2 separate regions of the Homo sapiens genome follow, and region 1 is linked to region 2. The links are chromatin loops, found by intact Hi-C in ENCODE. Cell type or tissue: B cell. All regions are shown on one strand.

Region 1 (2,500 bases), 180 kb after region 2:
CATAGGGAAGTCACAGTGGTCCAGGCCAAAGGGGATGCAGGTAGTGTAGACTAGGCGGTAGTTCAGGGAATGGAGAGAAGTGGGAATAAAGGGATAGTGAAAGGAAGCATATTTTACTGGCAGGTGATGAGGTGTAGGAGGACAAGTCATACATTTGGACTTTACAGAGCAGTGGACACTCAGTCAGCTGCTGTCAGCGCCTGGGACTTAGGGGAGTGCCCCTGGCTGGAGACATGGTATGGAGTGCCATCAGTTAGGGAGCCCTGGGCACAGGTAAGAGAAGGTGTGACACCAGGAGGGAAAGAGTCTGGGGCCCAGCTGCAGGAACCAATACCCATAGGCTATTTGTATAAATGGGCCATGGGGCCTCCCAGCTGGAGGCTGGCTGGTGCCACGAGGGTCCCACAGGCATGGGTGTCCTTCCTATATCACATGGCCTTCACTGAGACTGGTATATGGATTGCACCTATCAGAGACCAAGGACAGGACCTCCCTGGAAATCTCTGAGGACCTGGCCTGTGATCCAGTTGCTGCCTTGTCCTCTTCCTGCTATGTCATGGCTTATCTTCTTTCACCCATTCATTCATTCATTCATTCAGCAGTATTAGTCAATGTCTCTTGTATGCCTGGCACCTGCTAGATGGTCCCCGAGTTTACCATTAGTGGAAAAGACATTTAAGAAATTCACCAAGGGCTCTATGAGAGGCCATACACGGTGGACCTGACTAGGGTGTGGCTTCCCTGAGGAGCTGAAGTTGCCCAGAGGCCCAGAGAAGGGGAGCTGAGCACGTTTGAACCACTGAACCTGCTCTGGACCTCGCCTCCTTCCCTTCGGTGCCTCCCAGCATCCTATCCTCTTTAAAGAGCAGGGGTTCAGGGAAGTTCCCTGGATGGTGATTCGCAGGGGCAGCTCCCCTCTCACCTGCCGCGATGACTACCCCGCCCCATCTCAAACACACAAGCTCACGCATGCGGGACTGGAGCCCTTGAGGACATGTGGCCCAAAGACAGGAGGTACAGGGGCTCAGTGCGTGCAGTGGAATGAACTGGGCTTCATCTCTGGAAGGGTAAGGGGCCATCTTCCGGGTTCACCGCCGCATCCCCACCCCCGGCACAGCGCCTCCTGGCGACTAACATCGGTGACTTAGTGAAAGGACTAAGAAAGACCCGAGGCGAGGCCGGAACAGGCCGATTTCTAGCCGCCAAGTGGAGAACAGGTTGGAGCGGTGCGCCGGGCTTAGCGGCGGTTGCTGGAGGAACGGGCGGAGTCGCCCAGGGTCCTGCCCTGCGGGGGTCGAGCCGAGGCAGGCGGTGACTTCCCCACTCGGGGCGGAGCCGCAGCCTCGCGGGGGCGGGGCCTGGCGCCGGCGGTGGCGTCACAAAAGGCGGGACCACAGTGGTGTCCGAGAAGTCAGGCACGTAGCTCAGCGGCGGCCGCGGCGCGTGCGTCTGTGCCTCTGCGCGGGTCTCCTGGTCCTTCTGCCATCATGCCGATGTTCATCGTAAACACCAACGTGCCCCGCGCCTCCGTGCCGGACGGGTTCCTCTCCGAGCTCACCCAGCAGCTGGCGCAGGCCACCGGCAAGCCCCCCCAGGTTTGCCGGGAGGGGACAGGAAGAGGGGGGTGCCCACCGGACGAGGGGTTCCGCGCTGGGAGCTGGGGAGGCGACTCCTGAACGGAGCTGGGGGGCGGGGCGGGGGGAGGACGGTGGCTCGGGCCCGAAGTGGACGTTCGGGGCCCGACGAGGTCGCTGGGGCGGGCTGACCGCGCCCTTTCCTCGCAGTACATCGCGGTGCACGTGGTCCCGGACCAGCTCATGGCCTTCGGCGGCTCCAGCGAGCCGTGCGCGCTCTGCAGCCTGCACAGCATCGGCAAGATCGGCGGCGCGCAGAACCGCTCCTACAGCAAGCTGCTGTGCGGCCTGCTGGCCGAGCGCCTGCGCATCAGCCCGGACAGGTACGCGGAGTCGCGGAGGGGCGGGGGAGGGGCGGCGGCGCGCGGCCAGGCCCGGGACTGAGCCACCCGCTGAGTCCGGCCTCCTCCCCCCGCAGGGTCTACATCAACTATTACGACATGAACGCGGCCAATGTGGGCTGGAACAACTCCACCTTCGCCTAAGAGCCGCAGGGACCCACGCTGTCTGCGCTGGCTCCACCCGGGAACCCGCCGCACGCTGTGTTCTAGGCCCGCCCACCCCAACCTTCTGGTGGGGAGAAATAAACGGTTTAGAGACTAGGAGTGCCTCGGGGTTCCTTGGCTTGCGGGAGGAATTGGTGCAGAGCCGGGATATTGGGGAGCGAGGTCGGGAACGGTGTTGGGGGCGGGGGTCAGGGCCGGGTTGCTCTCCTCCGAACCTGCTGTTCGGGAGCCCTTTTGTCCAGCCTGTCCCTCCTACGCTCCTAACAGAGGAGCCCCAGTGTCTTTCCATTCTATGGCGTACGAAGGGATGAGGAGAAGTTGGCACTCTGCCCTGGGCTGCAGACTCGGGATCTAAGGCGC
Region 2 (2,500 bases):
GAGACCTATATCTTAAAAATACGAACAAAAAAAACAAAAAAAATTGATTTTGTTTTTAAGACGGAGTCTCACTCTGTCTCACAGGCTGGAGAGCAGCGGCGTGTTCTCGGCTCACTGCAACCTCCGCCTCCCTGGTTCAAGCAATTCTCCTGCCTCAGCCTCCCAAGTAGCTGGGATTACAGGTGCTCACCACCACGCCTGGCTAATTTTTGTATTTTTAGTAGAGATGGGGTTTCACCACGTTGGCCAGGCTGGTCTTGAATTCTTGGCCTCAGGTGATCGGCCTGCCTCGGCCTCCCAAAGTGTTGGGATTACAGACGTGAGCCACGAGCCCGACCAAGTTTGTTTGTTTGTTTGTTTAAATTAGCCAGGCATGGTGGTCCCAGGTAACTTGCAAGGCTGGGGCGGGAGAATCGCTTGAGCTCAGAAGTTAGGATTGCACCACTCCGCTCCCACCTGGGCAGCAGGGCCAAACCCGGTCTCAAAAGCATTTCAAAAATTAAAATTAAACATTAGAAAGAAGGACACTGCCCGGGCTCAGCCTTCGCCTAGGAACGGGACTCGACAGGAGCGCTTCTTCCTCCTCCCGCCTCCACCGCTCCGGCCCTCGCGGGTCCCCCAGGTACTCCCGTTCTCCAATCCCGCGCCCCCAAGCCCGTTGACCTTTAACCTCCTCCGGGCCCCCAGCTCCGGGGCACTACGGTGAAGGAGGCTGCAGGGCGCCGGGGCTTACCCCATTCCCACCGCCGGGCTTCCGGGCGACTCCTGGCCCTGCCCCGAGTCCGCGCCTCCGACAGCGGTCGCCGGTACCTCTGCTCCTCGAAGCCCCGGCGTCGGTTGTCGGAGAAGTCGGCGCGGAAGCTTCAGAGGCCGTCCAGCTGCTTGCGCTGCCACGACGGGCTCTCTCGGGGATACAGCATCCCGTCCGGTAGCGCCAACGTGCAGCCATACAACAGCAGCCGGAGAGCCGCCCAGGCCACTGCCGCCCCCCAGGCGAGGCTTCCCCCTCCCCGTCTCGGCCGCAGTCTACGGGGATAAGAGCTGCGCGGGAGGAGCATTGCGGCAAGGTCGCGTGACGCGCCGGTAGCGTGACGCGACTTAGGTCGTCCGCGCCATCTTTGTTGAGGGCGATTGCCAGGCCTGGAGGGGCGGGGCGGCGCCTGTGGCTGGAACCCTGGGCTAGGCCTTTAGGGAAGCGGGACCCCCACCCTCAGCCCCAACCAAGAAGGGCGTCGTCTGCTCCCCATCGTCGTCTGCTCTGTGCTGGATGATCCAGGGCCACAGGCCAGGACAGAACCCCTGAGATTGGTGGGATCCCCGTTTCTTCAAGGGGCACCTCCACTTGCTTTCCCCAGCAGGAACTAGAGCAGGCCCCAGTGGAGCCTCTTCCATGACTGCTGGATGCAGCCTCTTGCAGGCATGCACGTCCTTGGGAGGCGGCGGTAGCCCTGACCCTGGGCCTCTGGGACCTCGACCCTAACCGAGGGGCCAGAAGCTCCCTCTTGGCGTTGAAGACACATGAAGATGCAGGGAGAGAGGCCAAGTGCAGTGGCTCACGCCTGTAATCCCAGCACTTTGGGAGGCTGAGGTGGGCAGATCATTTGAGGCCAGGAGTTCGAGACCAGCCTGGCCAACATGGCAAAACCCCATCTCTACTAAAAATACTAAAAAAAAAAAAAAAAAAAAAAAAAAAAAGCCAGGCATGGTAGCAGGCACCTGTGATCCCAGCTACTTGGGAGGCTGAGGCTGGAGAATCGCTTGAACCCAGGAGACGAAGGTTGCAATGAGCCGAGGTTACACCACTGCACTCCAGCCTGGGCAACACAACAAGAATCTATCTCAAAAAAAAAAAAAAAAAAAACATTGCACAGAGAGGGTGCCCTGCGGGACCCCACTTTACTCCAGTAGGGAAGGCACCGTGTGGAAGGGTAGAGGAAGAGATCTGGAGACAGTAAAAAAGACAAAGGTTTATTGAGGGGACTTTCACACAGGTGCAGTGGCTATGGCTGGACATGAGAACCACTACATGATTTGTAAAAACCATGCAGCTTCCATAACATTTTCACCTAACATCCTCGACCAGTTACCGGTGGAAGGTATCCAACTTCCCAGTGGTGAATCCATACACATCTGTAGCAACCTCAATTCTTGCCGCCTCAGAAGAAAGAATTTGACCGAGGGTCATAAGGCAGAAACCAGACAGAGGCAAGTTGCAGAGTAGGAGTAAAAGTTTATTAAAAAGCAGGCCGGGGCCGGGCATGGTGGTTCATGCCTGTAATCCCAGCACTTTGGGAGGCTGAGCCAGGTGGATCACCTGAGCTCAGGAGTTCAAGATCCGCCTGGCCAACATGGTAAAAACATGTCTGTACTAAAAATACAAAAATTAGCTGGGTGTGATGGTGAGCGCCTGTAATCCCAGCTACTCAGGAGGCTGAGGCAGGAGAATCTTTTGAACCTGGGAGGTGGAGGTTGCAGTGAACGAGATTGAGCTACTGCACTC

Evidence for each region. Hi-C counts contacts between places; a loop is a spot of excess contacts. Peaks named below come from ENCODE experiments on the same cell type or tissue, not always from the same donor. Only the 100,000 strongest peaks of a DNase experiment are listed, where the experiment ranks them.
Region 1: it touches region 2 in a loop (22-fold over the local background); 2 of 110 quality-filtered maps call a loop at or near these places.

Annotation. Positions count from the first base shown.
Region 1 is chr22:23,892,988-23,895,487 of GRCh38, forward strand. MIF (macrophage migration inhibitory factor) reads left to right here and starts at 1,396. Exons shown (of 3, transcript NM_002415.2): 1 at 1,396-1,595; 2 at 1,785-1,957; 3 at 2,053-2,236. The coding sequence starts at 1,488. The coding sequence ends at 2,119. It overlaps MIF-AS1 (MIF antisense RNA 1), which reads right to left. Exons shown (of 3, transcript NR_038911.1): 3 at 723-2,500. RefSeq lists enhancers at 1,071-1,878, 1,879-2,500. In B cell, CTCF peaks have their summits at 1,152 (motif pointing left) and 1,353; DNase peaks (open chromatin) are centred at 1,334 and 1,954; H3K4me3 peaks cover 1,971 bases; H3K27ac peaks cover 2,006 bases.
Region 2 is chr22:23,716,298-23,718,797 of GRCh38, forward strand. It overlaps the pseudogene GUSBP11. Among named protein-coding and RNA genes, the nearest start is that of RGL4, 27 kb to the left of the region's middle. RefSeq lists enhancers at 617-1,256, 1,047-1,206, 1,257-1,896. In B cell, no CTCF peak of the experiment used is centred here; a DNase peak (open chromatin) is centred at 1,044; H3K4me3 peaks cover 1,366 bases; H3K27ac peaks cover 954 bases.